Linked DNA regions of Mus musculus: all the other regions are linked to region 1. Evidence: chromatin loops called from intact Hi-C (ENCODE). Cell type or tissue: gastrocnemius. All regions are shown on one strand.

Region 1 (8,000 bases):
TTTGACTGTAATCTATTCAATAGGAACCTATAAAATTATCCAGAAAGTTACTCCTCCTATTGAAGACACCTACACTCAACAGGAAAGATTCTGTCTTCCATGTATTTTGGTGAGTGACAGACAGGTTGCTGACTGGTTCTCCAAGGGAATCTTTGGGGGTGGGAGGTGGGGTGATGGGAGAGTTGGCCAAGTAATTTATGAACCATGTGGATCTTTTCCTAATCATTCAAAAAGTTTCAAAAAGAATTTCTTGATCCCGAAGGGACAGCGGTGGCTGGAGAACCACCAGCTGCTTGCCGTCTAGACTGTATCATATCTCTGGCATTGGCCTAGAGAAAGTAAGAGCTCAGGACCCTGACTCCATGAACTGCCTCGTAGACTAAGAATTAGTTCCCAGATGTCTCTCTTTGGGAGGTGGGTATTAGGGAATATGAGGCAGGGTCTCCCAGCATTGCACTGCCGCCTCAGCTTCCATGCTGCCTGGCTTACTTCTTAACTTTCTTGTTTTATTAGACTCCTGAGACTATTATCCACACAGTCCACTCTAGTTTTGCTCTTCTCTAGGGCTCTACAGCATGGAATCATTACCATCATGAAAAGCTACAAAGGATATTTGCTCAAATACAGACCAAGTTCTTCACCCAGGGTCACAGACATTAGAAGGAACAGACAAGCTTATCGTCTAACGAACCAGGAATGGCAGGCAAGATAGACACACAGGAAAAGTGGACTAACACAATGATGTATCAGCCAAAGGTTCTGCCACTTCAGAAACTTATAGTTCGCCAAGAGAGCACAGATGCTCTGATGCCTTGTCTTCTGCTTTCCCAAATCCTCCATTCCCCTGCAGGGAACTTGAACTACAAAGTGTAGACAGTGCTTGCACAAAGCCACTACAGACTCCAGAGCTTGCAGGGGGTACCTGCAGTGTGTAAAGGGGTTCTTCTAATGTTGCTCTCTGTTTTCCAAGCATCAGGGCAGACAGTGAGCAAGTACCGGAGGATCACAGGGTGGCCTTCTCTACTGGCAATGTGGAAACTGTTCCAGCCATCCTTGTTCTTCAGGAGTGGATTGGCACCGTGTTCTACAAGGTCCTGGATCACATCAAGGTTCTTCCTTGTGCACGCCATCATCAGAGGAGTCCTAAGGTCAACCAAGATGGAAGGGAGCTGAGGCACTTGGAAGAAGCCAAACCTTCACATTACCTATGTCTTTGGTACAGATGGAAAACCTAGAGGAGTCTGGTGGGGGGCGTGGCAGGAAAACACCTTAGACTGTCAGCCTCTGACTTCTTTGAGGACCGTGGAGAAATAACAAGGGGAAACTGATATATTTTCCAGCCCCTATGTTTTGACAGAGCTTGAAATAACTTGAAGGCGGGCATTTCATTAAGTTATGAGCCTAAAGAAGTTCACAGGGTCTTAGGAATTAGACATGAAACTAAAAAAGATGCCAATCTAGGAAGAAATGAAATTGTTTTCAGTGGTGGGAGAGTATCACCAACATCCCTGCTGGTGGCTCTGTAAGGCTAGAGGTGACAAAACTGCCTAAGAACTCAATATTCGGTGCATGGCGAACTGAATTTCATCAACTCTACTTATCCACTGTGGCCATGCAAATTAAACTATGTAATCGTGAACAGGAATTTTAGCAAGATGTCTCCAGAAAAACGCATCTTGGGCACACGAGTAGTACAATTCAACCGTTTCACTCCACTTGATTACATTTCCATACTCTTTCGACGGGAAACGATTGCCCTAACTAAAGAACCAAACCCACACGAAAGGGAGGTCGGGGAGAAGATTAGAAGCTGAGAAAAGTTATAAATCTAACGAACACACTGAAAAATACATGAAAATCTGCGATTCTTCAGGGAGTGTCGATATAGCTTTTCTGGACCGTGGGTTGGGCACCTACCAGTCCGCCTTCTTCAAGGAGTCCACGACTGCACCTCGGCCCAGGAGGTAGCGCACGCAGTCCCGGTGGCCCATAGAGGCAGCTTCGTGCAGAGGCCGCTTGTAGTCTCGGTTGGTAGCCTCGATGTCCATACTCCAAGCCTCCACTAGGTACGCTAGGATATCCTGGCGTCCGTGGCGTGCTGCACAGTGGAGAAGGGTGTCTCCGGCTGGCCCCCGGCAACCTCTAGCTACCGCCAGTTCCTCCTGAAGGTCACGCAGTCGGCCCTCTTGCACCAGCCTGCAGAGGCGCCGCGGATCCCCAGGCAGAGCCATCGCCCTGGACCAGGATGGACAAAAGTAGGAGGAAGACCCAGGTTCAGTCTTAGAGCAGATCTGTGCTATGATAGGTTGGGAGGTGAGAGAAGGCTGGCGCTTCCGCTTCCGCTTCCTCCACGTGACCCTTTTCCCCGACTCTCGGCACCGCCCCCTGCCCGCCCCCAGCCAGATTCTCTCCGCTAGCGTCTTTAATGCTTCTTGCCCTGGTTTGGAAGTCACAGTCTCCAAATGTAGAATGGTGTCCCCTCAGGCGACAACATGCACACTCGTAGGTCATTCTGGTTACCGCGCATCACACACGCGTACTCGTCAGGGTGGGGCCTCGGGCTCCCAGGGCTTGGGGTAAGGCTGTGTGCACCTGACATCCTGGAGCTGTCCCTTGCACCCGAGTGAACTGGGAACGGAAGACCTATCAGAATGGAGGGTGCCAGTGTACCGCGAAGTCCTGCACGCGGGACTTCTGGCCTCGCATCCCAGATGTGGTCTGCTCTCCACCGGACAGCTTCTGGGAATGTTTGCTGGGCTGCTCCGGTGGTAGCTGCACAGGCAGTCGAGAGCACGCTGCCCACCACCCTGGAACCTAGCTGGCCCACCCCTGGCCTGAGGATGTCTGCCGGACTGACAGCCGCATCCTTCGGCTGACCAGGCTCACAACAGCAAGGGTTTCTGGGGCCTCTCAGAGCTGGAACGGTGTCCTTGTGCTCCGCCCGATCCTCACCCAATCCGCAGCCGACCCCAGCCCCCTCCCCGCCCGCTGCTGTCTCCTGGGCCCCCGCGGGGACCCAGGGAGCTCTAAGGAACTCTGGGAAAGTTTCCTTCGCCTCCTCCGCGGTGGCGAAAGCACAGACGGGGCGTGGCTCTCAAGACACTGAGCCACGCCCCCTCCCGCTTCGCGTACGGATTGGTTCCAGAGTCTGTCCGTCCGCGTGACCCTTCCAGTTCGGAGTGCTTCGATTGGTTCACGGGCCTGTCCGTCGTCTCCGGTGGGAGGGTGCGTCTTGGCAGCGAAGAGGCGGAGCTCGCGGAGGAAGTCTGCAGTCGTCTGTGCTCGCTGTCTGGGCCGAAGGAGGGGCTTGCTGGTCGGGGAAAGGCTGAATGTCCGGCGGCATCGCCTGGGTGGTGTCGCCGCCGGGGTCCTGGGCCGGGCCGCCATAGTGCGTGAGACCGTGGACTTGGCGTGGGGTGCGAGCCGGGAAAACTTCCTATTGTGGGGTCTCCCGCGCAGGGGTCTTGGCCTCGGGGGTGGGGCCCTAGCTGAGGGTGGGCGTAGGAGCTGGCCGCGCCCGCGGTGGTCAGGAGTGGGCCTGCAGAAGGAGGTCGGATGCTCTCTGCAGACCCGCATCCCTTGGCCGCTCCCTGAGGCTCCGGAAGGGGCAGCACCTGAGAAGACAGATCCTCTGCCGCTGGCAAGCCTGGCTTGTCTCCACTGTAATGTTTTTGACCTTGGGCGAGTCATTGTATGCAGCTCCTGACGTTGGTGTTCGCCTTGGTAGTCTCCCACCCCCTCACCTGAACAGGTGATGGTGGTTAAGGGGACGCGAGAAGGCCTGGGGGGCTTTTGGAGGGTTCTTTGAGACCCGAGCCCGCTTTGTTGGCTTCCTTTCGAGGAACTAGACATTTAACCTAATGGTGTTTCCGTTTGGGAAGTAAAATGGAAGTCGCTCCTGCCAGGTTTAAAACAATTTCTTTGCATTTGGCAGTACATTCTGGTTCACTAAGCGCCTGACATTGTCTATTCCATAAACAGCCCATAGGTAGCATTCAGGTTTTAGAGACGAGGAAGGACGTCAAGGCCAAATGAAGTTAGTGATTTTTGCCACGTATTGGAAAGTTGAGGCATCTGATAGTTTCAAACTTTTTGCTACTTTGCATGGTTTTAAATCTCAACGTTTGGGAGACTGAAGCAAGAGGACCTTGAGTTCGAGGTTCGAGGCTAGTCTGGGCTGCCTACTCCTTCCTTACAAATGATTTCACGTGGTCTTGCCTTATCTCTCTTAAGTTTCTGGTCCTTTAAACAAAACCGAGAATCCTGGTTTATAAAAAGATGAAATTGGTTATTTAATTGGTATTCTAAATTAGATTCTGCCTCTCCTCTGCTCTATGAATTTCCTTTGCTCTGTGTTTTCCTTTGGGAAACTAGATATTTTTGGTGAATCTGCCTCCATAGCCCTGGTGATTTTTCTGGAGAGCGGTGGGTATTTATGCTTTAAGTTTATGAGTAGGGCTAGTACTTCTCTCTCTGTCTGGTTGAGCTGCCCATTTCTTCAGTGAAGGTCTTTGGAGGCCTTCAATTCCCTTGTAACTAACTGTCAATGGAATTGGGATATTCGATCTGACTTTTGCTGTGTTTCATGGATCTTTGGTACTTAGATGTCGTTGAGGGATCAAGGGATCAGTCCTTTAACATGTTTCCTGGTTTATGAATACATAAAAGTATTTGAATTCTAATTTCAAATGTGTTACTGTCGCATACACACACACACACACACACACACACGCCCATCTTATATTTCTCTGTTCCCCCAGGCTGACTTTAGTTTAGAAAAATTTAGATTTTTTCTTTGCTGTTCTGGTTTTGACAAAACTTGTAGAAATTATCACCAAAGCCAGCTCTTACATTGTCAATAGTTATTCGCATGCTCTTTGAAGACTTTTGATGTTTCATAGAACTCGAGGGAGCTTTAACTGGGTGTTCTACAGAACCTCTTAAAATAATCTGGACATGATGGCACACAGTTGATCAGCCTAGCATTTAGTTGGCCTAAGACCCTACTTCAGCAAAACAAAGCAGACCAACCACCAATCAAAACAACAACCAAACCACAAGAAGAAACCCTGAAAATTATTTTTAAAATGGAAACTTTAGGCCTTTCAGTGTATGAAAAATTATTAGAGCAGCCATTTCTTCCTTTGCTTTTTAACATAGCTAAAATCAGCTCCCTTAATGTTACACAAGCAGAGTCAGTTGTCCTCCATTTTCCTCTTGGTCTTCACACCTTGTTGATACTCACCTGTCCTTGCTACCCAACTTCTGTTCTCCGGCCTTCTCCAACTCTTGCCCAGCTGGTACCATGACTTTCTGACTTATTTTGCTGACAATCTCCATGCCTAGCTACCCTTGGCTGTGTAATGGCCTTGCTTTTAAAAACAGCACGTTACTCTGAATTGCCTATGCAATGAGTAAAGGACAGTGTCTTTAGCAGTATGTAAGAGGACCGTTGTAGTCTCTGGATCCAAATTCATTTTCCAGCCTGTCAGTTAGCGTTTTGTTCTGAAGAAAGGAAACGTTTCTGTCACACATTGTGCCATTCCTTTGTTTTTCATTCATATTGTTTTCTTGTGCCTAACTGAATCCCATTCATCACTTAAGGCCCATCCCTTTATGGAGATTCTTGTAACAGTCCTAATTATATTTACTACCGTAGGCCCTTATGTGTATATTTATGTAGTGCTTGGATTGCTGTGTGTTTAGCAATTTGTGTTTGTTTTGGTAGCTGCCTTATGGTCAGGCTTACTTATTTTTGTATGCTCTCCAATGTCTAAAATAGCATTAGCAACAGGGATACCATAAGGAAAGCCCTCATGGAGTTCATAGTAAATCTGGGAAATGGAGAAAAATGAAGAGGTTGAGGAATGAGTGAATAAATAATAGAAAATGGTTATCAGATATATGAAGATATATTGTGGACAGTAAGTAGTGATTTCTCGTTTGTTTGTTTGTTTGTTTTCTGTCATTCTGTCTGAGGAACACAGAATGAGCCGTTCAGCCCATCTTTTCTTGCAGTAATAAATGGGGGCTGTACTTACAGAAGTAGTCGGTGTTTTAGGGCATGAGGTGACCGCAAGAGACTGGGGCTGCTGGGCAGGGAAGGTGGCTCAATTGGTCAAGTGCTTGCCAGTCAAGCATGAGGATCCTTAGTTAGCACCACATAAAACACCCGCATGAGAATGCGAGCCTTGTAATGTCAGCACTGGGAGGCAAGGCGGCTACCTGAGCTTGCCAGCGCAAGCCAGCGAGTGCAGCTGAATCGGGTAAGCCCTGGGGCCCAGTTAGAGAAACAGGACAGATTCTGAGAAATGACACCTGAGCTTGACCTGGCCTCCTGATGCATGTATCCTTTCCTATCACACTCCCCGTAGCAAAGTTTGGGCTACCTGATGCAGACCTGTGGACTTAGAGAAGCAGGGAGTGGCTGGTAGGTCTTTCCATGAAGACCGAGTGACAGAAAGAGGAATGAGAACCAGTGTGCACTCTTTGTGTTTGGTGTTTGTCTGTCTGTTTTCCTTTGAGTTAAATGGGACAAAATATTTAAAAGTTTTTTTCCCATTTTGAGTCTATACTGTAGACTGTATAGTGACATTTCTCTTATAGTTCATTTTTTTCTGAATATTTGCTACTAACTGTCTTTGTGAGATATAACTGCTCTTTAAAACTGGTATAAGAATTCAACTTGAGGATGTTTGTTTTGTTTTTAATAAAGTTTTGCATCCAGGCTGATCCACAATCCCTGAGTGCTGGGATTAGTTATATATCTTTATGTTCCACTAATGTGAGATTTTTCCAACCTCCTGTAAAGCTTTCTGGGCCTAAAGTCGAAAACACACCAGACTAAGTAGTCAGAAAAGCCAAGTTCTTCTGGTGATGTTATTAGTTTAAAAAAAAGAAAGAAATTCATGTGTGCATGTGTACAGCAGAGTATGCAAGTACTTGCAGAGGCCAGAAAATCATTGATCCCCCTGGAGCTGGAGTTACAAGCTATTGTGAGCTGCCCACACGTGGATGCTGGGAACTGAATCCTGGTCGTCTCCTAGAGCAGCAAGGGCTCTTACCACTGATCTATCTTTCCAGCCCCTGGTGCTGTTGCTTAGGAGCTAAGTTGTGGCTTGAAGCAGGTCTTTTCTAAGCCCTACTTTAATTGAATAATCATGGGGTTATTTTGCAGATGAAATGAGAACTTAGGAAAGGCACTGCTCTGTAAAGCAGGCTGTGGGCTGTAAGAAGCTTAAGGAACTGTGAGATAGTTGAAGCCACCACAGCCCAACTTTAAAAGGCAGCCCCATAGCTGTGCAGCTTTTCATCTAATTAGCAGTTATTTATGAAGTTATAAACAGAGAATACTGGGTAGAAATATGTTCTTCATTTCTCTTTCCTATATACCTTACAGAAAACATTTAGCCTCAGAGCCAAAACAAATCATCATTATATAAATAATCACTATTAATACAACACAACAAATATATATTAAGACAATAATCTATAAGGTATACTTTAATAGACATTTATGAAAGCATTGTAAGTGTCTCAGAAATGTGCAGAGTGGTTGTATCACAGCTAAGTACTTCCTGGCTTGAGTGGCAACTTAGAATGATAGAGTTGAGGGATAACACTTGGCTATATTTATTTGGACTCTCAGTTTTACTGGCTGTCATTGGACGGTTCAAATGCCAGAGTCATAGTAATAATGGTCTCTATCATACAGTACCTCACCCGTCTGCTTGTGCATCTTCAAAGCTTTGGAGGTGAGGAGGGTGGCACATTATCTAATTAGCAAAGTTAAATTTGGCTTCAGAGCATTATTCTCTCCAGTGAGGAACCTTGTAGGAGGGAGCTGGCTTGTTTGTTTGTTTGTTTTCTAATTTTAAGAGCAGTTATTTAATCAACTTCTCTAGGAGTTCTAAGAAATTAGTCTTCATCTTGTCTATGTAGGTCTATAAACTGTAAGTTTTAGAGGATTTTTTAGCATGAGTTTTATTTAGTAAAGATTA
Region 2 (8,000 bases), 67 kb after region 1:
TTCACAGCAGTAAAACTCTAACTAAGACACATCCTAATTTTATTAGCTATTTAAGTTATAAATCCTCCAGTGGCGCATCCCAGAGGATCCCTACCTAAATCGTGGGCCTCTCGCTACCCACATTGTGTCTCCATGCTCTTTCTGGTCCAAAAGGAAGTATCTTTCTCCTGACTTCCCTATTCCTCTCACTGACTGGAAATTCCCACCTACTTGCCCAGTGATTGGTCCCTTGAAATCTTTATTCATTAGGGGAAGGTTCTGCCTCATTTAACTTTAAAAAATACATTTATTTATTTCTTTATTTGTGTGTGTGTGTGTGTGTGTGTGTGTGTGTGTGTGTGTGTGTGTGTGTGGCTTGCCAGTCCCATGTGTTTAGCTCTGTGTTTCCAAATCTTTAAATCCTCATTTGGGGTACTTAGCCGTATGTTACATTGCTTGGGAAATACTTGGGGATGGATTAATGGTGTGGGGTGGGAAGGAACTGTCATAAAAACCAATTCAAATGACCTTAAGGACACTTGGCAGTAGACCAGAATGGAGAATTCAGTGAAACATACTAGGCCTGACCTTTTAGAAAATGTTCCCTCTGTCTGAGAAAGCCTGGACCTTTGGACCTGTGAGTGAGCTATTACATTATTTGTGGCTGGACATTTTCCAGCTATCGATCAGTATCTCCAGAGACTTGTGAGCTCTTCAGGGAAAAGGCTAGAGGAAGACATCTAAAAGAACTACCCTTTCTCTTGTTTGTCCCAAGCCTGCTTCTTAACGTTATTGTTATTGTCTTTTCTTGGGCCAGCAGGGATCTTATGAGATCACAGTTTATTTTGCTTCCCTCAGAGAACTGGCAGGCCCTGCCAATGGGTCATTTTGAAACCTTGGAGGTAAAGGAGCCTAAGAGTCCCTTCCTCACACAGGGCATTTCCCGCCTTGCAATTGCAGAGGCAACACATTCTGCACAGAACATCCTTTTCCTGATGGCTGACACTGCTGTAAATTCTACTTGGTCTTTCCACACATCTGGAGCACTCCTGCTCCAGGAACATGGTGTGCGGGGTGTAGAAGATGAAGCAGATGGACACAGCTGGGAGTGATAAGACGTGGTTTAACTGCAATGCCTGAAAAAAGTGCCATTGTGTAAAAGTTCAAGGATGAGCAAGAATTAGCCAGACATTCAAGGGAAAAGCAGAGCAAGCAGTCTAGTCTGGTCAACAGGAGTCGATACATTTCCAGAATGGTCCTGTGAGAGGACTCAATCACTGTGGCTCTGCAGAGCACGCTCATTGCTGGCAAGGAGAGGAGCTCCTCTCGTTGTCAGAACCTTGTGAACCCTGCCTGATAGGATGGGAATATATATATATTTAAAGTTAGAGCTGAAAAGATAGCTCAGTGCTTCAGAGCAAATCCTGTTTTTCCAGAGCACCCGACTACCTGTAACTCCAGCTTCAGAAGACCTAATACCGTCTTCTGTCTGCCTCGAGTATGCGCATAGCACACGGCAGACACTCACACAGACATCTATCGACACACAAATAAAATATGAGACACATAAATCTTAAAAAGAAATGAGCGAATGATGGAAGCCAAAGAGCTAAGAGAAAGAGAAGGGAATGGGACCTAGAGTCTGCCCATGACCACAGTCTGCTGTAGCTCCTTCATCTTCTCCCCTGCCCTCAGCATGGCCTCTCTGCAATCCTTCTTCCCGTTGCCATCCCAGACTTCATCCAAGCATCCATCTCTCCAGTCTCCTCCTGTACTTGGTTTTAATCACACATTCTTCCCCCCCCCCCCCCCCCCAATGAGTAGAGTGCTTGGCCAGCACACATAAAGCCCTAGGTTTGATCCCAATGCTGTATTAAAGCCAGGTATGTATGTTTTGTTTTTGAGACAGGGTTTCTCTGTGTAGTTTTGTCTATCCTGGAACTCACTATGTACACCAGGCTGGCCTCTAACTCACAGAGGTCTGCCTACCTCTCCTGGGAGATTAAAGGTGTTCACCACTACTGCCTGGCCTTAACGCCAGGTATGGTGATGCATGCCCGAGACCCCAGCACTCAGGAGGTAGAAACAAGAGGACCAGAAATCCAAGGGTATCTTGAGCTACATAGCCAATTGGAGGCTAGCCTGGGCTACATGAGACCATCTTAATTTCCTGCCCCTACCAAGAACTCACTACTGTAGTTTCCTAAGAAGGTGCTATATTAATTTTGCAGCATATCTAAGTCTAAATCAACATTTCCAACCCTTCCGTTTTGTTAAAGGTTTTTTCAACATTTATTGTTTATTTATTTGTGTGTGTGTGTAAATCTTTGTTAATTGCTTTCAAAGTTGACTCTTTGATTCTGTGCCTTTTATTGAATTGTAGACCCAGAACATCAAGTCCATGCTGAATCCCACAGCAACAATGTCATAATTATAGGTCAGCTCAGGAAAAACTGATACTTAGTAACCGTGAGTCTTCTCAAAACCGGAACCTAGGATCTGCCTTGATTTAAGTCTTTCATGTCTTTCTATAAAGTGTTTTATAGCATTGAAATGTTGTATTGTAGTGTGTGTGTGTGTGTGTGTGTGTGTGTGTGTGTGTGTATGTGTGTGTGTGTATGTGTGTGTGTGTGTGTATGTGTGTGTGTGTGTGTGTGTGTGTGTGTGTGTGTGTGTGTGTGTGTGTGTGTGTAAGTCAGAGGACAACTTGCAGGACTTGGTTCTCTCCACCCCAGGGGTTTATAGGTCTTCTGTCTTAGCAACAAGCATCTTTACCAGCTGAGCTGTCTCACCTTGAGCTTCCAGCATGCAAGTCTTTTTTATTTTTTTAATTAGGTATTTTCTTCATTTACATTTCAAATGCTATCCCAAAAGTCCCCCACACGCTCCCCACACCACTCCCCTATCCACCCACTCCCACTTCATGGCCCTGGTGTTCCCCTGTACTGAGGCATATAAAGTTTGCAAGACAAAGGGGCCTCTCTTCCCAATGATGGCCAACTAGGCCATCTTCTACTACATATGCAGCTAGAGACACGAGCTCCGGGGTACTGGCTAATTCAAATTGTTGTTCCACCTATAGGGTTGTAGACCGCTTTAGCTCCTTGGGTACTTTCTCTAGCTCCTCCATTGGGGGCCCTGTGTTCCATCCAATAGCTGACTGTGATCATCCACTTCTGTGTTTGCCAGCACCGGCATAACCTCACAAGAGACAGCTATATCAAGGTCCTTTCAGCAAAATCTAGCTGGCGTATGCAATGGTGTCTGCATTTGGAGGCTGATTATGGGATGGATCCCTGGGTGCAGCAGTCTCTAGATGGTCCATCCTTTCATCACAGCTCCAAACTTTGTCTCTGTAACTCCTTCTATGGGTGTTTTGTTCCCAATTCTAAGAAGGGGCAAAGTGACCACACTTTGGTCTTCGTTCATCTTGAGTTTCATGTGTTTTGCAACTTGTATCTTGGGTATTCTAAGTTTCTGGCTACAGTAATAAATAGAAATGACTCTGCAGCCACCAGGGGTCGCATTTGTGGAGATCATAGGCATGAGCCACCATACCCAGCTTCATTATCGTATTATTTTAGAGGTTGCTTTACCACTGAGTGATATCATATTACCTCACACCTACAGCATAAGAGCCTTAAACAGGGCTAGAGAGATGGCTCAGCCAGTAGGAGCTCTTGCCACCCAAGTGTGAAGGTCTGAGTTCATATCCCCAGCACTCACGCAAGAATATTAGGTATGGTTGTGTGCATCTGTAACCCCAGAACTGGAGGTGGGGAGGCAAGGAGTTATTGAACAGGACAGCAAACGTTCTCCATTGGGCAGCACATAGGCACACACACGCACACACACATGCACACGCACACACACACACCCTTAATGACTGTTCTCTATACATCCTTTCCCAGCCTTTGTGCTGTTATTGCTATCAGCCATTTTTCCTTTTAAATTCACAGTAGCACACCAATGTATCACTATTATTTTTGTTTTGAAGAGCAAAATTATCTTTTGCCACCAATCAATTTAAAGTGTTTATGTTATTCTGATCATTCTCTGAGTGTTTTGTACTAAGAGGGCTTTGCAGTAGCTACTTTGTGTCTCGTCTAAGAAAGGAAGCCTATATCAGGTCTGTCAATAGTGAATGGTCCTCAGAGATAAACATAGGAATAGTTGATATTTGAATGCACGAGGTTATAAAAATACCGCAGCCAATCCAAACTGCCAAGTGGTGGTGAGTTATTTAATTTACAAAGCTAGATGGTTTCACAATTACATTAGAAGCAATATATTTCATTGCAATGATAACTTTTAATTTCCTTCAGTCTTAGTTACATCTTTTAATACTACAATCTAAGGAGATATATATCTCCTTAGATATCCGATGTAAGTCTACAGCTATACCATACTAAACTTGATAGGGCTTGTCTGGTCTTGGAAGCTAAGCAAGGTTGAGTCTGGTTGATACTTGGATGGGAACTATCTAATGTAAGCAAGTCTCATCTTGTCTGGAAGAATACAAGCACCATGAAGACTGTAAGTGTATTGCATAGTTCCCTAGTGCTCCTTCCCCAGTGCTAAGCCCCATACACATACAGGGCAGGTATTTATACGTTGCGAGCTTATGAATACATATATCAGATGAAGTTATAGAAACTGGGACTTAGAGTTATGCCACTTTCAAAGTTCTCACATCGCCAGTCCTAATGATCATTAGCATGGAGCATGGGGCGACACCTCTTTCTGTTTCTCAGAACCTGTGGATCAGGCTTCTTTATCAAGTCAGTTGAGAGTCTAAGATGGGCAGGAATCCCTGGCCTACTCTTATATCTGGAGTTCAAGAGTGGTCAGGTTAACACACCCCTCCCATTCTTTATATGAGGTCAGTGTGCATTTCAGCATTTTCTTTCCCTGAGCCTCCCATTTGAAAGCAGATAGGTACTAAGACACGGAGAAGAGAAAATGTGTCCCTTGCCTTCTAGAGGCTCACTCTGACTCCACCATGCCCAAACAGTCAGGGTATCTAGGCTTCCAGTAACCTATTTTTTCTTCCTGGCTGAAGCGCCAGCCAACCTATCACACTTCCTCATGGTGCAATAAGTACAGGCTGTACTCACTCAGCTCACTGCCCCGAGAACTCATCCATTCCTCTTTCCTCCAGTTCCTTAAGTTGAGGGCCTAGTCGGCTTCGAGGGTCAGAAGGCTGGGTGGTCACAAGTTGGAGACTCAGCAGGACTTCTTGGTTCCAGTTTCCCAGAGACACCAGCTCTGCTTCAGGATTCCTTTGTCACCCACTGAACTATTGCAGAAGCTGCAATCTCACTTGCAGCTGTCAGGCTGTCCTGACTGGTTTGTTCCCTACATGCCTGGAGCACATGTCCACCATGCAGCCTAGCAATGTACTTCCTCCACAGACCCTAGAGTCCCCTACTGTATTGCCCAAAAGAGTATTAAGGCTCCCTAGGAGAAAGCCTTCCATTCACATTTACTACCATAGGTGATGAATGACACCAAGGTCATGGAGGGATTCTATAAGAAAGAGAGTCACCAGGGCCAGGCACACACTTGGGAGGCAGATATCTGTCATGGACAGCCTGGTCTACATAGAGTTCCAAGCCAGCCAGTGCTACACAGTAAGACCCTATCTCAAGGAAAGAAGGAGAGGGAGGAGGAAGAGGAGGAGGAGGAGGAGGGAGAGGAGGATAAAGAATACAGATTCCCAACATGTTGCCTCTTAAATACTACCATACTGAAACAACTTAAATACCCAACAATCAGGAGGCAACTAATGCTGATTCACAGATCTAAAAATAAGTCATAGTTTAGCTGGGTATGGATGCACACACATCCCATAATCCCAGCACTGGGGGAAGGGAGTAGGGAATCATTTTTCACCTGCCATATTGTTTGAGCCTCTCTCTCTCTTTCTCCCTCCCTCCCCACCCCCCTCATACACACACCCCTGGAATTCTCCCCTCTTTGCCCTGCCTCTCTCTCACCCCAACATATTGTGCTGTCCATCCACTCCCATGGATTCAGGTCCTCAGATCTGGATGACAAGAATTTTCACCCTCTAAGCCATCTCCTCAGTAGCCACCCATCTCTTTGTTTGTTTGTTTGTTTATGCTTTTAGGTCTTAGTACATAGCCCAGACTATCTTTTAACTAGAAATCCTCCTGCCTCAGCCTTCAGAGTGCTGGGATTATAAAAATACTCCATTACACTGGGTGCTAGTTCACTGTTGATGCAATTACAACATGAACAAAGAATAATGATTGAGCTAAATAAGCCACACAAGAAAGAGTAGCGTGCTTTATAACTCCACTTATAGAAAATACTAGAAAGTGCAACAAATCCAAAGGAAAAAAAGTTAAATTGTTGCTGAGTTGAGCAGGAGATAAGAATTTTGGAGGACACAGGGAACTTCTTAGTTATGGGTGTAACCCTGCTTTGGTTTGGTGATAGTTTCAAGAGTGTAACTTTCATCCTGAAACACAAAGAAACATACAACTTAAATATTTGCAGTTTTCCTGGAGTCAGTTATGACCCAATAAGGCTGTTCTTAAAACCAAGATTCAGGTGCCAGTTGATGGCACCAGTGGAGCCCGAACTTTAGGCAAGGAGGTGCTTCCTCTAAGCTGAGCTGGACTGAAACCACATTCACTTTCAGACTATTTGGAATATCTGCAGGCTATTTCTGAAATCTCAGGACCATTCTTTGCTATCCAGTTAAGAGGAATTTACCAACACACTCCAGCTTTACAGATGGAGGGTGGGGACCCAAGAATAAATGAAGCCCCGTAACACCCCTACAGAGCCAACCCCAGGCTCAAGTCTGTGTGGGATAACTATGACCAAGTTCCAAGGAGACTGAGTCAGACGCCCATCACTGGGAAATCTTGCTTTAAAACACACTCAGGGCTAAGGAATTGCTAACTTGCAGGAAAGTCCATGGATGACGTCATTGTCCTCGGTCCCCAAATCCTGTGCACATTTGCAAGCATGTGCTTTCACACACATTTCTGTGCAGGGAGTACGTAGATTTTTTTAACAGACTCTGAAGAATTTCATGTTTATAAAAAGATGCGACATCCTGGGTCCGGACGTTGCTAGACCCAACTGTTCTCGCTCTTTCCTTCTAGACCTATTGGAACAAAACTAGGAGTCTCAATTCATTCTTCCCGAGATTAGATCTAGACGACACATTCTGGAACATGTGACACCCCTTCTTCCATGGGAAAACAGTCTCTCCTCCTCTCCAATCGTCCGGGCCCCAAGTTGCCAGTGCGCTTGAGAACCTGGACCTGTTTTGTAGCGTTCAGATGCGCAACCTGCCTGCTCCACACGTGGTTTTTGTTTGTTTGTTTGTTTGTTTTGTTTTGTTTTTCCTCCCGCGGAGCGCAGTACTTTGCCCAGTGCCTTCCATCTAATTTACTTTGACCTGAAAGTCATGAAGGGTGGTTTTTCCTCAAGCCCCTCCTGGAACCCCACAGGCGCGACACCCCACAGCTGCGCCAGGTGGGCTGGCAGAGGCACACTCACACATTTCTCTAAGTTCTTTAAGTCTTATCGAACTTGTCAGACCTGCTCTCCCTAAGTCGCCGAAACGCCGGTGGGATCGCTCAACTCCCTTGCACGTATGGTCCGGGAGCCAGTCTAGAGCAGGGCAAGGGGCCACTCTCTTATCTGCGCTCTCCCAGGCTCCCTCCACGTGTCCCCCCACCCCCACCCAGCTCCCTCCATCACCCCCAGACCCACTGCGATCCTCTCAGCTGGACTCCTGGCTCAGTTCCCAGAAGATGTGACCCCCACACACACACACACACACGAATCAAGTTCAGCTGGGCGTTGGGGTCCCCCTCTGCTCCCCTGTTCCGGCGCATGATGCTCCCTACCCGGCGTCACCCTCAGCGGGAGCAACAGTAGCAACAGCAGCAGCAGCAACACAGGAATGGCCTGGACTCCATAGCCCCGGAGCTGCGGCGAGGCCATGGCCAATTGTCCCCAGCAGTGACCCAACG
Region 3 (8,000 bases), 640 kb before region 1:
CTTCTACCTGCTGGGAGGCCGCAAGAGACTACACCCTATCCTGCACGTTGCCACCTGCAGCTGGGCTCCAAGAATGAATTGGCGGGAATGGGCCTCTCCTCCCCCCTTTATAAGCGCATTTGCCATTAAACATTTTGTAAGATCCCCTTTCAGGGACCCCACTCTAGTCTCGGGAGTGTGAGAGCACCCAAAGAAACACGAGGACCCATCTTGTTGTAATTACATGAGGACGTTTAATTATGGAGCTCCGGACCGACATGTATCTCACACAGGAGATAACGGATGCGGGCCACGAGGCTCGAAAGCTAGGGGTTTTTATGGGGTAAGGGGCTTAGGGGTGTGGAATTCAGCACAGCGACACACTATTGGCTTATTTAAACATCAGCAGAAAAATTACATGTACGTGCAGGGTGTCAGAGTTCTGTGAGTTGTTGACTCAGTTCAGATAGCCCTGCTATGTCTTCACATTCCCCTTTATCTTATGGTCAAGATGTTCCCAGGAATGTTTTAACTATGAGGCATACCCAGGTTTGTTTTTCTCTTTTCTCAGCCCCAGGCAGCCTCTAGGCTCACAAACAACCAGCAATTTCTGAGTACTTTATATGACTTACAGGTCTTGAAATTTCATCTTTCTTTCAATTTGAGCTTTGATCAAGAACCTTGACTTAGCTCCATTTTTCTCTCATCTGCTTAGTTTCCCTCTCTTTCAGTTCCGGCCTGCCACTCAGGTGTACCCTGTCCATGTGAGCCACTGGCCGGCTCACAACAAGGACTGGGGAAGTTTCCCAAGGTCCACTCCTGACATGTATACCTATAATCCAACCAACGTCTGCTGAGAGAAGGGGACTCGGCTTCCTCCAGGAATGAGCTCGCCGATCCCAAAGTAGTCAGTCAGCTCTACACACATGTGAATATGCACAACACTAAACAGACTCATTAGGGGCTGTGTATAACAAGAAAAAAGAAAAAGTCACAAATGCAAGAGGAATCCAAGAGGCCATGGGGGGGGGGGGGGGTTGAGAGAGGGAGTGGAAAAAAGATTCAAATATAGTATGGTGATTTGTCTGAGAATGGCTCACACGGGGTGGTGCATTTGAAAATTTATACGCACATGGTGAAAATACTTGGAAGGCTTACGAGGTATGGCCTTATTGGAGGAAGTGTGTTACAGAAGGAAGGCTCTGAAGGTTTAGAAGACACATGTTCACAGTGTTCTCTCTGATTCTGCCTGCACTGTGAGAAGTGATCTCTCAGGTGTCCCTGATGCCATTATTTTACTCCAACCATCAGGGGCTTTAACCCTCTGGAACTTTCAGCCCAAGTAAACACATTCCTCTATAAAGTTGCCTTAGTCATGGTGCTTTATCACAGCAATAGAAAAGCAATTAAGACATAGTATTCGTTATGAAATTAAATATGTATATATATTTAAATTGAACAAAAGCATGCTTTTAAAATACAGCCTTTTCTCTCTGTATTGCTAGATATCGGATCAGCTATGTAATAACTATCATTATACCACTGGGAAAAACAAATATAATATTGAATTATTAAATGAATATATACATATACATACACACACACACACACACACACACACACACATACATCTATTTATGTATATATTCTGCCCTCCGGCCTCTGGTGAAGCCCAAGATCGTCAAAAAGAGGACCAAGAAGTTCATCAGGCACCAGCCAGACCGATTCGTGAAAATTAAGTAAAACTGGCAGAAACCCAGAGTCATCGATAACAGGGTGCGAAGAAGATTCAAGGGCCAGATCCTGAGGCCCAACATTGGTCACCGGAGCAACAAGAAAACCAAGCACGTGCTGCCTAGCGGCTTCCGGAAGTTTCTGGTCCACAATGTCAAGGAGCTGGAAGTGCGGCTGTGTAACAAATCTTACTGTGCTGAGGTTGTTTGCAGCGTGTCCTCTAAGAACCGAGGAGCCATCGTAGAATGAGCAGCACAGCTGGCCATCAGAGTCACCAATCCCATCGCCAGGCTACGCAGTGGAGAAAATGAAGAGATGGCTTGTGTGCATGTTTTGGGTTAAAATAAAATCACAAAAACTGCAAAAAAAAAATTACACCTTCCGTTTGAGATATGTATGTCTTAAGAGTTGGCAAAGCTGGAATGTTGGTTTGTCACAGGAAGTAAATTTTAGTCCTAACTTTCAGTATATGTTTCACTCCTTTGATTAATACTTATTTTATTATAATATTTCATGCATCTGCATTTTAGGAAAAAAGTAAATAACTCTCTGCAATTGTAAGGATACCATGGTCATAGAGAGTTACAGATGAAGTACTGTGAAATTTCACAAGTTATTGTTGGTTTAGACTGTAATGACTGAAGAAAGCTTTATGTAAAATAACATGCATATTCTGTCTTATAAAATAGCTAAGATTCACTGTATAAAATTAGGTTAAAGAAAACTCTAGGACCAATAAAATAGCACATTAGTAGATTAACACATAAAACAGATTAATGAGTTTGATGCCTAGCCTGAAACATGCCTTCCATCCTCAGGAATGAAAGACCCCATTACCTCAGGTTTTCCTCTTATACTACATGTGTGCCATGCTATGCAAAAACCCATATGTGCAAGTGTGTTTACACACACACACACACACACACACACACACACACACACACACACACAGACACACACACACAGACACACACACAAATAAATAAATGTAATTTTTTTTTTTTTTTTTGAGACAGGGTTTCTCTGTATAGCCCTGGCTGCCCTGGAACTCACTTTGTAGACCAGGCTGGTCTTGAACTCAGAAATCCATCTGCCTCTGCCTCCTAAGTGCTGGGATTAAAGGTGTGTGCCATCATGCCTGGCATGAATGTAATTTTTTAAAAAATAATATAGAGAATACAAGAGACATTTTTAAAAACTCATGAGGAAGGCCGTGGTCACAACAGGTATTTTTAGCAATCCCCTGGTACTACAGGGAAGAATGCTTTAAAAAAACTATACATTAGGAAACCCTTGTTTTCAAACTGGGTGATTTAAAATGAGTTCATTTATCTTAACTAGTTAACGTGGAACAAGATAAGATATCTGTATTTTGAAATCAGCAAACTATGTGTCTTGAAAAATTACTATATTAAATAGCAAGGTGCCTAAAATGTGAGTCATTGGTGTTGCATCAAATTGCCACAAAATATCTTAATGAATAAAATATCCCTTGTTTTGTGAATATATTCCATATGCCAGAAAGGACCTGGATCCTTTTACACATTTTTTTTCTTTTATACCTCACAATATGTGTAATGGTGATAAGTGTATGGCAATTACTAATTTAGGGAACAACAATCAAAGGTGGAGTGAAGCTAACTTGATATTCAGCATGGAAGAGTCTGGGGTTTTCATGACTCAGAGTCCGACTTCCAAATAAGTATGAAATACTGCATTCCAGAAACAAATAAGCAAACAAACACCCCAATGTCCACAAACTTTTATAATGCACATTTGCCCTTTCCATTCCTAATTGTCAAAGCCAACCAATGAAAATTCTTTTTTAAATGCCACAAATAGTTTTCATACTAAGTATAATGGAATGTTAATCCTTGAATAAAACCTGGGTCTTTAATCCCAAGTACTGCCAACATAGGGGCCTTAAAATTTCGATATGAAATCTGTGCTATTTATCAATTGGTTGGTTTAGGTCAGCTTAGCCCCAGTTAGCTTTGTAATGTGTTATACCTGTAGAGGTATTTTAAATACACAAATGCATTTACAGGTGTAACTAGCTAATGACTTGGTTGGATTTTTTTTTTTTTAAGGTTTATCAAGAGACTGAGGAAGGCAACTTTCAACTCAAGGGTATAGCCCATCCTCTTATAATTCTAGCTTACATAATATTCTAGATTTCAAGGACCAGGTAACAGCAAAAGCCTCAAAGCCTGCTACAAAAGTAGAGCAGAAATCAATTTTTTAAAAAAGGTTAAGAAAAAAAGTAGAGCAGAGTCCAGGAGAGGAGGTCTCAGCCCCCTGGTAGGGCAGTGCAAAAGTCAATAGTCCAACTATCCCCAAACAGGACAGCTCCCAAAAAAAGCCAAAGTCTCCTAGCGTTTAGAGACTCTCTCTCCACTTCTGCTTCCGGGGAAGAGATTTTTTTTTTTTCTCCCAGCCCTCCGCGGGGGCGGGGCTAAAGGAAGCCGGAAGTCAGGCCGCTTCCGGCAGGGGAAACTCCTAGTTGCCGCTTCGCCCGGCTTGACAGGCGGTCTGTGCCGGCAGTGTGCTGCCCTCACCCATCTCGACCTCCCGTTCGCGTCCGACCGCTGCCGTCCCGCTGCCCTTTTCTCGAGCCTCCCCTTCCCTATGTTCCGGGACCGGAGTCCGAGAAGCAAAGACCCACTTCTTGTCCAGTTCCCATCATGTCCGAAGTGACCAAAGAGCTGCTGGAGCTGGTGTGGGGCACCAAGAGCAGTCCCGGACTGTCGGACACCATCTTCTGCCGCTGGACGCAAGGTACCAAGGCAGGGCTCCGTTCCAGCCGCTCAGCTTGGGCTCCGGGAGTCGGGCCAGGACGCCTCTTTCGGTCCCATTACCCCCGCTCCACCATCTCGCCCCGACCCCATCACCTCGGGTACCTGGCGCTTGGCCCCAATGCCCATTCTTCACCAGTACCCGTGCTTGGTCCCAGTAACCACGCTTTAGGCACTCGGGGCACCCGCGTTCTGTCCCAGTAGCTCCAGCCCCTCCGGTCCCCTCACTCCTTCCCTGTGCTCGCGCTTAGTATCCCGGCTTCAGTCCCTCTAGTATCCGCACTCTTTCCCCGTACCAGCCCTTGGTCCCAGTACCCCAGCTGCGGCTGCTCGGCTTCCCGCACTCGCTTTCTTTCCCTGTACCGGCGCTTGGTACTAGTACAACTCTAATCTTCCGGTACTCGCACTCTTTCCTACAGAGTTTGATCCCAGTACCCCTGCTCTGACCACTTTCGGGACTCTGCGCTCAGTTCTAGATCCCGGACTTGATTCCAATAACCCGGCTCAGACACCTCGGGTACTCTGTGTTAGGTTCTATTGCCATTGCTCTGGCCTGTTGGATACCCAGAGCTAGTACCCCTGCTCCAATTAGTGGTTCTCAGCCATCCTAATGTTGTGACCCTTTTATGCAGCTCCTCATGTTGTGGTAACCCCTAATTATAAAAGTATTTTGTATAAAAGTACTTCATAACTGTAATTTTGCTACGGTTACGTAGTAATATAAATATCTAATATGCGACTCCCAGGGGGTCGCGACCCACAGGTTGAGAACCATTGCTCTAAATGGCTTTTGATGAGGAAGAGTTTGAGTGAGAGAGTGTTTACCAAAGAACGCAAGTGCCTCTGCCACTCTGGGCTAACCTGCTGCAGGAGTGAAAGGGGAGGGGCCCTGGGACTGCAATGTGTGATACAAAGAGGGTGCCACTGTTAAGATCATTACATCTCCAGCCTTCGAGTGAGCTTTAAGTTATCGTCAGTGTTTGGAATGTTTTTTGGATGGGTGGTGGGAGGGTGGAGATCTAGGTGAGTAATACGGGAAAGCAGTTTCATGTTGTAATTAATGTGGTTAGGTGTGGTGCTCTGAATGGAAACACAGTGTTGCTTGCTGCTAGATTGTTCCCTTGTCTTCAAGTATCCCTGATTTTGTGATGGCATCTGATATTGTTGGTTACATTCTTTAAAGGAATATGGATCACAGCCCTTCCTCTGCTAGTCTAATGATGCTCAGAGCTACTCTTAGAGGGCAGTGATAAATGTTGCTGTCGATAGTCTTTTGGGATTATGGGAGTAGTCATAGGGCACGGACTTCCTGCATTAGTAAAGTGGCTTGATTTTTGTGGTCGATAACTGCATTGAATTGACAGCTGTAACCTCAGTCTTCGGAAAATAAGATGCAGGTATAAAATGGTTTGTAGAGCAAAGGTACACTCAGAGAGTTTGCATTTGTGAAGTTACATTTGTAAAGCTACTATGTTGCTTTGCTTTGCTTGTTAAAATAAGCCAACCCAATAACACATAGTTGTTAGTTTTTCATTGATGGACGGTTTCAGTTAACTCTTTGGAAATTCACTTCAGCTAAAGAAGTATGCATTTTGGGTTATTTCTGAGCAATTCTTATTTAAGTATTTGCTTTAATTTTTTACTTAAAATCATATGTATATGAATGTTTTGCTTCTTTGTATACATGTGCACCACGTGCATACCTTGTGCCTACAGAGGCCAAAAGAGGGCACTGGAGTCCCTGGAACTGAAGTTATGTATGGTTGTGAGCCTGCATATGGATGTTGGGAATAGAACCAGGGTCCAATTCACAAGCAGTCAGTGCTTTTAGCCACTGTGCCATCTCTCCAGATCTCCAATTTTGTTTAAAATCAATAATCCCTTTAATAAAAGGCTTGAATTGAAGTTATTTTTGCTTTTTAATAAGGTCTTACCATGTAGCTTTGTCTGGCCTTGAACTCACAGAGATCTACCTGCTTTGACCTCCTGGGTGCTGGGATAAAAGACAGTGCCATGTCTTGCAGCTCCAAACTGACGCTTTTTAGTTTGACAATTTGGTTTTTTGTTTCCGTTTTCCCCTGGTTTGCCTACCTTGTGAAAATGAGTTTTCACTTTTTCAGTTCATTGGCAGCACTTGCTCTTTTCCTGTAAAACACACTGGTGTCCTGAGTCCTGGCCGCCAAAGCCTGGGCTGGCAGAGCAGACGTCAAGCACCTGCAATGGTTATTAGGTGAAGGGACAGAGAGTCCTGGAAACACTTGAGTCCCTGGAGGGAGCCATGTAGGTATCTGAAGAAAGTGTTCCATACGCAGGGCCTCACCCCTGTACAAATCTTGGTGTCTAATGTTCCTTGGACTTTTGGTTCAGTGTGGCTGGGGGGAGGGGCGCAGTGGGAAGGGGGCAGGAATAAACATTCTAAAAGTAATATGGTCATTCATATAAGCCATTAAAAGGGCATTGACCCACATTCTGAATGAAATAAGAATTTCACTGAAAGGTTTGGAGCAAAAGAGACAGAGGTTCTGGATTCAGGTTGGTTTGGTTGCTGTGGTCGAGAGTTGCAGAGGTGAGATGGTAATTAATCAGATGGTCCCTGCTGTAGCCCCCGAGGGAAGGTGGAGCAGATCTGGATGTTAGCATTGGAGATAGTAGAAAGTGGTCATGTTGACCATGTCCCAGCAGAACCCAAACTGGTGTCTTCTGTCTGACAGAAGTAGTATTGCTCATACATTGGACGTACTAAGAGTTCAGTTTTCAGTGCTGACTGTGTAACTTGGTGTTCGGTAGACTCCCTGTCAGGGACTTTGCTCTTTCTAGGTTTTCCTCTGGTGACGCACAAAAGCTGCCCTGCTTCTTAACACATCGTTTAAGAAGCCTTTGAGGCCTGTGCTTTCCTGGCCTTAACTTAGCTCTTCGCAGAGCTCAGAAAGCACACTGTCCCTTCCTCCAAACTTCTTGTTTTATTGTTTCACCTGAAGCTGTGGTGGGAAAGAGGTACTGGCTATAACAGCTTAACGTGGGAATATTGGTTTGTTTTGTTTTGTTTTTTGTTTTGTGATGAGGCAGGCCATCTTGATTAAAATTAGATTGGGGGAGGGGTTCAGGAATAAGAGACAGTCTTTATTACATAATATGAAAAATAAAATTTTTATGTTAGTGAAAAGTTGAGGGATCATTAAAAAATATAAAATGGCCAGCAAGATAGGTCGGTAAGGAAAGGTACTTGTTGCCAAGCCTGACCCTGAGTTTAACCCTCAGTACTTCTAGGCTTGAAAGAGAAAGATAACTTCTGCAAGCTGTCCTCTCACAGCGGTACACCACACACACACATATACACTTTTCATTACTAGATCATTTGGGTCAAAGTTTGAGCTTAGGTTTTCCTTTCATTTAGCATAACTAAATTGTAATTCACCTAACAAGCGATTTTTTTAAAAGCCACAATGTTCCTACCACAGGAGAGGATTAATTATTTGGTACTTTAAATATGTA

What was found. Peaks named below come from ENCODE experiments on the same cell type or tissue, not always from the same donor. Only the 100,000 strongest peaks of a DNase experiment are listed, where the experiment ranks them.
Region 2: a loop joins it to region 1, with 2.9 times the contacts of the local background. A loop is called at or near these places in 9 of 42 quality-filtered maps.
Region 3: it touches region 1 in a loop (2.8-fold over the local background); 3 of 42 quality-filtered maps call a loop at or near these places.

What each region holds. Positions count from the first base shown.
Region 1 is chr2:11,772,820-11,780,819 of GRCm38, reverse strand. It overlaps Fbh1 (F-box DNA helicase 1), which reads left to right and starts at 3,235. Exons shown (of 21, transcript NM_015792.2): 1 at 3,235-3,388. The coding sequence starts at 3,388. Ankrd16 (ankyrin repeat domain 16) reads right to left here and starts at 3,067. Exons shown (of 7, transcript NM_177268.4): 1 at 1,918-3,067; 2 at 923-1,143. The coding sequence starts at 2,231. In gastrocnemius, no CTCF peak of the experiment used is centred here; DNase peaks (open chromatin) are centred at 2,344 and 3,169; H3K4me3 peaks cover 3,950 bases; H3K27ac peaks cover 4,794 bases.
Region 2 is chr2:11,705,819-11,713,818 of GRCm38, reverse strand. It overlaps Il15ra (interleukin 15 receptor, alpha chain), which reads right to left. Exons shown (of 7, transcript NM_008358.2): 1 at 7,875-8,000. The coding sequence starts at 7,971. Among named protein-coding and RNA genes, the nearest start is that of Il15ra, 4.1 kb to the right of the region's middle. In gastrocnemius, a CTCF peak has its summit at 3,492 (motif pointing right); DNase peaks (open chromatin) are centred at 7,507, 7,839 and 7,941; H3K4me3 peaks cover 2,979 bases; H3K27ac peaks cover 4,709 bases.
Region 3 is chr2:12,415,650-12,423,649 of GRCm38, reverse strand. Mindy3 (MINDY lysine 48 deubiquitinase 3) reads left to right here and starts at 4,190. Exons shown (of 15, transcript NM_024185.4): 1 at 4,190-4,491. The coding sequence starts at 4,398. It also overlaps the pseudogene Gm13321. In gastrocnemius, a CTCF peak has its summit at 4,132; DNase peaks (open chromatin) are centred at 4,187 and 4,528; H3K4me3 peaks cover 2,087 bases; H3K27ac peaks cover 1,732 bases.